Regions from separate parts of the Mus musculus genome. Here region 1 is linked to region 2. A link is a contact called in ENCODE Hi-C or POLR2A ChIA-PET data. All regions are on one chromosome and are shown on one strand. Each heading gives the region's core, a stretch centred on a gene start or an enhancer-like site at or near the end of the contact. The rest is flanking DNA. Distances are from core to core; before and after follow the strand shown. Region 1 holds the start of Cdkn1b (cyclin-dependent kinase inhibitor 1B). Region 2 holds the start of Dusp16 (dual specificity phosphatase 16).

Region 1 (3,618 bases), core at 141-2,640, 130 kb after region 2:
GGCTAAGAAAACAAGTCAATATTCAGTCTCACCTACACCAGAGGAAGATAGGAAAACCATGCTTCTTTGGGACACTAAACCAGAAATTTAATTTCCTGTAACATGTTTTGTGTTTAGCGCAAACCAAGACTGTTTGGGAATACTAGTGGGCAAAGCCCTTAAAATCTCACTGAACTCTGAGATACGACAGGCCTGGCTATTCTGTTTTAACTTCTGTCACTGTGCTCAGCAGTGATAGAGAAATGTGAAGTTGCCCAAGGAGCTGAAAAAAACCCACCCAACATTACTAGATGTTGGTAATACCGTGGTGGTGGTATTATAAATCACTTGCAAATCTAGTCTTAGATCCTTAGGAAAGTGTTTTCGCCCTTTAACAACCTGCAGCTCTCTAAAAGTATTTGCTTGTATTTGAATATTGTACTGAGTAGGTTGGAAGCAACAGGCTGGTGGGAGAAAAAAGAGAAGGAAGGCACTGTTGTAGTTGGCGTCTGGACTCAGGTGGAGGGAACGGCTTCGCCCGGGAAAGAACATAAGGGTATAAAGGCGAGTTCCCACACGCTATAGCAATGGCTTTCACTGTGCTTAGGAACCAAGAAAATCAGAACTGGCTTTTTCTGATTTCTGTCTGGGACGGCTCTAAAGAGAGGCTTGGGAGAGCACTGGGGGTTTTCAATCTCGAGATCCTACGGTGGAAGCGCTTGGATTCAGAAACACCCTGATAAGAGCGGTCAGTCCTGGCTTCTTTTTGAAACCACCTCCTGGCCTGTCCTACATAGCAGAGACTTCTGGGGTCAGGCTAAGCGGCCGATTCCGCACCCCAGCTAAGGCACCCTGCCGGGTGGGGGTGGGTGGGCTGCCCCAGGCCCTGAGCCAAGGTTTCCTGAATCTCTCGCATACCCTCCTCCATTCCCACCTCGGCGAATGCAGGTGGGCTGAACTAGCCACCGAAGCTCCTAATAAGCCGCCAGCGACCTAGGAGCCCACTGGTCCAGGCCCTAGGTTTCGCGGGCAAAGACCTGGAGGTCGCAGTCGGGAGCGGTGACGCGCCTGCCAGCGCAGCTCTGCAGCGCCGGGACCTAGATCCCCGGGTCCCTGCCTGGCCGCCGCGCTGGCCCCTCCCCAGCTCTCCGGCCGTTTGGCTAGTTTGTTTGTCTTATTTTTAATTTCTCCGGGGCCAGCCAGAGCAGGTTTGTTGGCAGTCGTACACCTCCGAGTAGTCACGCGACCAGCCAATGTCCTGGCGGCGCTACGGGGAGGCGGCGCGCTCGGGAGCGCGGAGAGGCGGCGGCGCCGCGCCCGGGGCCACCTTAAGAGCGCGCTCGCCAGCCTGGGCGGAGCGGCTCCCGGCGCCGAGACCAATGGAGCTCCTCCTCTGTTTAAATAGACTTGCAGTGTCAATCATCTTCTTCTTCGTCAGCCTCCCTTCCACCGCCATATTGGGCAACTAAAAAAGGAGGGGGGCTCGTGCTTTTGGGGTGTTTTCCCCCCTCATCCCTTGTCCCGACTCACTCGCGGCTCCGAGACTCGCGCGGCGGCAAGGTTTGGAGAGGGGCTGCGTTCGCGGGACACACGGGCTCGCCCCAGCCTACGCTCCGACTGTTTGCCACCTCCTCCTGCCTCCTCCCCTCCCTTCCCCGCCCTCCAGTACACTTGATCACTGAAGCCTCGAGCTGCGCGGCGGCTGGGGTGTCCCTGCGCCTCTCTTCCCCAGACCTGCGCGCTACTGCGGCTCGGGCGGTCGCTCGCCTGGCTCTGCTCCATTTGACTGTCTGTGTGCAGTCGCAGAACTTCGAAGAGGGTTTTGCGCTCCATCCGTGGCGTTTCGCTTTTGTTCGGTTTTGTTGTTTATTTCATTTTTTTTTTTCCGGAGAGAGGCGAGGCGGTGGTCCACACCCGCCCGAGGAGGAAGATGTCAAACGTGAGAGTGTCTAACGGGAGCCCGAGCCTGGAGCGGATGGACGCCAGACAAGCGGAGCACCCCAAGCCTTCCGCCTGCAGAAATCTCTTCGGCCCGGTCAATCATGAAGAACTAACCCGGGACTTGGAGAAGCACTGCCGGGATATGGAAGAAGCGAGTCAGCGCAAGTGGAATTTCGACTTTCAGAATCATAAGCCCCTGGAGGGCAGATACGAGTGGCAGGAGGTGGAGAGGGGCAGCTTGCCCGAGTTCTACTACAGGCCCCCGCGCCCCCCCAAGAGCGCCTGCAAGGTGCTGGCGCAGGAGAGCCAGGATGTCAGCGGGAGCCGCCAGGCGGTGCCTTTAATTGGGTCTCAGGCAAACTCTGAGGACCGGCATTTGGTGGACCAAATGCCTGACTCGTCAGACAATCCGGCTGGGTTAGCGGAGCAGTGTCCAGGGATGAGGAAGCGACCTGCTGCAGAAGGTAGTGACTCTTTGGAAAACTTAAAATGTCTGTCTGTCTGTCTGTCTCCGTAAGCGCCCCTTTACTAGACCCTGTTCACTTGCTTTCTCCAGCGTGTTCTGCTTTAGCTCTGGGAAATCGAACTTGTTTGAAGCTTAGGTTTGACATACCCCCTATCCGACTGCTTGCCCTGTTTATGATTTTGAAGTCAGAAGCCGGAGATAGTAAGATGTGATAACTTCCGTAGCCGAACGCATCACAGTTCCTCCCCTCTAGCCAGCTGTAGATACGTGACAAAAGTTCGGATGTTTACCAACTGCCTCCTCCTTGGCTGGGGTGGGGGGGTGGGGGTGGGGATGGGGGTGGGGAAGAGACGTGGGGTGTAGAATACTCCTTGTGTTAGTGGGAACAACCTTATTTTGTGTCCTTAGATGCTACCGGGGATGACGGGTCCAGGGGTCGTGGGTGGAGGTAGTGAGTGGGTTGTTCATCCCTTGGGCCTACTTCTGTCAGCCATTGTTGTCGATAATAAAGATGGTTTGTGTGTGTTCTCTTAAAAATTTCCCCTTGCCCCCCTCTTAGATTCTTCTTCGCAAAACAAAAGGGCCAACAGAACAGAAGAAAATGTTTCAGACGGTTCCCCGAACGCTGGCACTGTGGAGCAGACGCCCAAGAAGCCCGGCCTTCGACGCCAGACGTAAACAGCTCCGGTGGGTTAATGAGGAAGAACACAAAACTGACACCCCATCTGGGCTGCGCTCCCCGGGGGGCCTGCAGACCCCAGGACTGCTGGCAGATTAGTTGCCTGCCAGGAGGAATTACTTTCCTTGATCAAAAAAATTAACACTGGGGAAGGCTGGAATCACTTGAGGGGACTATAATGCAGTATTTGCACCCCAAGATATTTACCTTAAAGTGGAATCAGAATGAGGTTCCCAAGCAAGAACTTGCCACCAAGGCCCCAAAGGATAGGGACGGTCGTATCCTTATGAATCCCACTAAAACTTAGGCTGGGAATGACAGTTTTCCTTTCCAGTCTCAGTTCATGAGAACCCATTTCCCAGAGGTTCGTTTTGAGCCAATAGCCTATTTTGAACCATTTGAACTGTAGAAAAATGGCAAATATATACTTACATGTATGTTCTTAAGAGAAAAACTAGGTACCCATAGTGCACGTTTGATTAGGAGTGTGAATAGAGCTGCCGTGGCTCGAGTTCTTTTTATCTTTTGCTTTTGTTTTGGTTTTTGGTTTTTT
Region 2 (3,242 bases), core at 573-3,072:
CAACATTCCACAATGTCTTTAAACACAATAAGTTCCACAGTTTTATTTTTTACATAAAGACAAAACCCTTTTGCAGTGCCTGGTCACATTTTGACTAGAATACACAAAGCCACAGACACTTCAGTTTTCAATTTACTTCTCCAAGCGACTGGTCTTCACCCAATAGAGAATTCTATAAATCTGAATTACAGCCTCCCACAGTGTGCTCGCTAATATTTGAATTGTCTCAATTGTTAAGCTTTTTTCCCCTTCTTCTGAAATTTACCTTTAAAGGTCTTTTCTTTAAGGGAGATGAAAAAGTGTAGGCTTTTTGAGGAAGTAGTTGTTAACTGTATGTACTATCAAGCTCCACAGAGTGGCCAAAGAGGCTTATTCCCCCTGAGAATCTATTTCAGAGAGAGAGAGATAACGTGAGCAGGAGAGAACACATACCTGGTCATTTTCCCAGCAGGTTCGATAGGTTTGATTCGCTTGTAAGAGCAGAGTATTTACTTACAATCTTTAAAAGCAAAGTGGCACCCAGCGCACTGTGTAAATAAAAACCTCAGAGGTTTAAAAACCCTCATCCTAACTCACTTCCCCTTGGTTCAGGGGACGGCACAGCCAACCCCACAGCAAATGAGATTATGCAACAGGTTTTTCCTCTCTAATCATGGGCTGATTAGAGGTGTGCGTTCTCCAAACAATCTGAGACACACAGGACTTCAAAACACCAAGGATCTTTGCAACAGGCGTTTAAGAAAAGTTCTTTCCAATTTTGCACAAGCCATTCATTTTAAGATCTCCTTGTACTTTCCCCAAGTGTATTATCAGCTTTCTGTAGGAAACAACCCGTCGCTCTTAAAGAGTTTGCATGTATGTCCTCCTTAGGGTTTTTTTTTTTCCACGTGAAACTACACCGTACACACACACACACACACACACACACCGTCCGTTGTTTCCCCGTTTTCATGTCTCACATTTTACAGCTACTGTAAATAAAGGAGTCACCGGCGGACCGTTTTCCTCCAACACCGTGACGGGAGCCCCGGAATGAAAGTTGAGTTTTGGGGGTGGGTTTTTTTTTTTTTTTCCTTGTTTAAGGAAGCGACACGGTCGCTCCCCAGGTGGCCTCGCTGGCTGCCTGCACACACACAAGGTGAATTTGGGATTATGGAAACAGTCAGGGCCCCACTTGGCAGGCGTGTTGTGTAACAGTCTGGAAGTGAGCAGCTTCGCCCGCCCAGGTGCCGGCGACCCGCGGCCCGGGGCTCGTTCGCCCGCTCGCCCGCTCGCCCGCTCGGCGCGGCGAGGCCGGGGCGCCCCCGCGGCTCGGGCCGACCCCCAGCGCGGCCTACACACCCCCCGCCGCCGCCGTCGCCGCTCCGGGCCGCCGTGGCCCGCCGGCCCCCGGCCGGGGAGAGCGCGCGGCGGCCGGCACGAGGAGCGGACGCGCCTCCCAGCCGGCCCGCGGCCCGCCGCGAACACTTACTTGAGGGGCCGCCGGCTCCAGGCTCGCGGAGGGGAGCGAGCGTTGTCACCGCGTCGCCCAGCCGTCGCTCGCGCGTCCTCCTCGCCGCCGGGGCTTCTCCTCTGAAGGGTGGGCGGAGAGCTTAGCGAGAGCCCGGGCGTTTGCAACTTTTCTTCACTTTCTCTTCCACCGCCCCCCGAAAGAGGGAAAAAAAAATGTCGACAGGGATGAAGAAGTTGAGGTAAAGTTGGGGGTCCGCGCGGGAAAAGCGAGAGGGGGAGGGTAAATGGTTGGAAACGGGATGAGAGCCCCCCCAAACGGTGATGCCCGCAGGAGGGGACCAGGGGGGGTAGTGTGGGGGTTGGGGAGAGAGAAAGAGTCGCTGGTCAGGAAACTTCAAGCGCGGATGAGGTCATCGGTTTAAAAATAAAGAGATGGCGTCACTTGAAACCAATCCCAGTGAATGAACTCAGCGGAGCCCGGGGGGGAAAGGAGGAGACGGGCGAGGGCGGGGCGGGGGGCGGGGTGGGGGGGCGGGGTCTCCGGCCCAGGCCGCGCATCGCCCGCCCCTCGGCGCTCGTCCCCGCGAGCCGGAGCCTCCGGAGCCTCCGGGAGGCGGGCTCGGGTCGCGTACCGGGCCGACCGAGCGGCGCCTCGGCGCTCCGGGTTCGCGGCCCGGGAGCCTGGGTCTGTGGCCCGCCCGCCTCCTGCCCGCGCTGGGGTCTCTCCTCCGACGGAGGCGGCTGCTCCAATGCCCCCACTCTAGGGGAAGGAAAGCAAGGCGATCTGAGAGTGCTGCAGTCAATCATTTTGTAAGAAGGTCCCGGAATCCCAAATCCGGGGCTTTTCTCTTGAGAGGGAAGTTACAGGTACTTGAAGGAAAACTGCACCGGTGATATCAAACATATCTTCACCTATGTCTTCGTCCTTGAAAGACCCTACTACACGAGTGCGGGCAAACGCAGCCAAGAATTATTTTTTCTAAAAGAATCTTTTCTGCGTGCCCTCGAGATGGCTCAACAAGTAAAGGGTCCATGCGGTGGAGAGAACCGCCTTTGAAAGTTGTCCTCAGTCCACATGCTGTTCCCCACCCCGCTACACACACACACACACACAAATAAATAAATAAAATGTAATACACACACACAAATAAAATGTAATAAGACGTTAAAGGTATTTTAGGGTTGTTAGGAGCACTGACGGCTCGATTCCCAGCACCCACATGGCAGCCCAGAACCATCTGTAACTCCAGTTCCAGGGGATCTGATGCCCTCCGCTGACCTCCATGGGCACCGAGCACACATGGGGCGCACACACAAACATGAAATCAAAACGCCCTTACACATTAAGTAAGTATTCTCGACATCGGTAGTACAGCATCATCTTTAAGTCAAACCAGAGTTCACTTGCTTTCAAGAGATGCAAGACCTACTTGAGCCTACTTTAACTCCAAGTCTTTCATGGGTTTGGGTTTTTTGTTTGTTTTGGTTTGCTTTTGCTTTTGCTTTTTTCTCCCTTCTTTTCAAAGTAGCTTTGTTTTGAGACACTACCTACTTAGGAAAATGAGAGACCTGAGGTGGCGACAACCACTCTCAGCAACTGAATAGGACAATCGAAGCTTTATTCCAGTGTTCTTTGAGCATCTGAGCTTGAAGCTTCTACTAAAAAGGACTCACGTGGATATCACATAACAAAGATGAGATCAATGACAGAAAAGCACACTTCGAGTGGACTGGCCCAAGAACCAGATTCCTGTACCCCTCAACACACGCCATCTGCAGGGTACTGAAGT

What was found. A loop is a pair of places that touch in the nucleus more often than their neighbours do. ChIA-PET counts read pairs that join two places held with the same protein, here RNA polymerase II (POLR2A).
Region 1: a loop to region 2 is called in a map of left cerebral cortex, with 9 times the contacts of the local background. The contact joins the promoter of Cdkn1b here to the promoter of Dusp16 in region 2. A Hi-C loop is called at or near these places in 7 of 37 maps with a recorded cell type or tissue (heart and left cerebral cortex). POLR2A ChIA-PET finds 5 or more read pairs at or near these places in 4 of 5 experiments (Patski and embryonic stem cell).

The regions. Positions count from the first base shown.
Region 1 is chr6:134,919,011-134,922,628 of GRCm38, forward strand. Cdkn1b (cyclin-dependent kinase inhibitor 1B) reads left to right here and starts at 1,391. Exons shown (of 3, transcript NM_009875.4): 1 at 1,391-2,384; 2 at 2,946-3,073. The coding sequence starts at 1,910. The coding sequence ends at 3,064.
Region 2 is chr6:134,790,806-134,794,047 of GRCm38, forward strand. Dusp16 (dual specificity phosphatase 16) reads right to left here and starts at 1,823. Exons shown (of 7, transcript NM_130447.3): 1 at 1,472-1,823. 1700055D16Rik (RIKEN cDNA 1700055D16 gene) reads left to right here and starts at 1,555. Exons shown (of 2, transcript NR_151454.1): 1 at 1,555-1,691.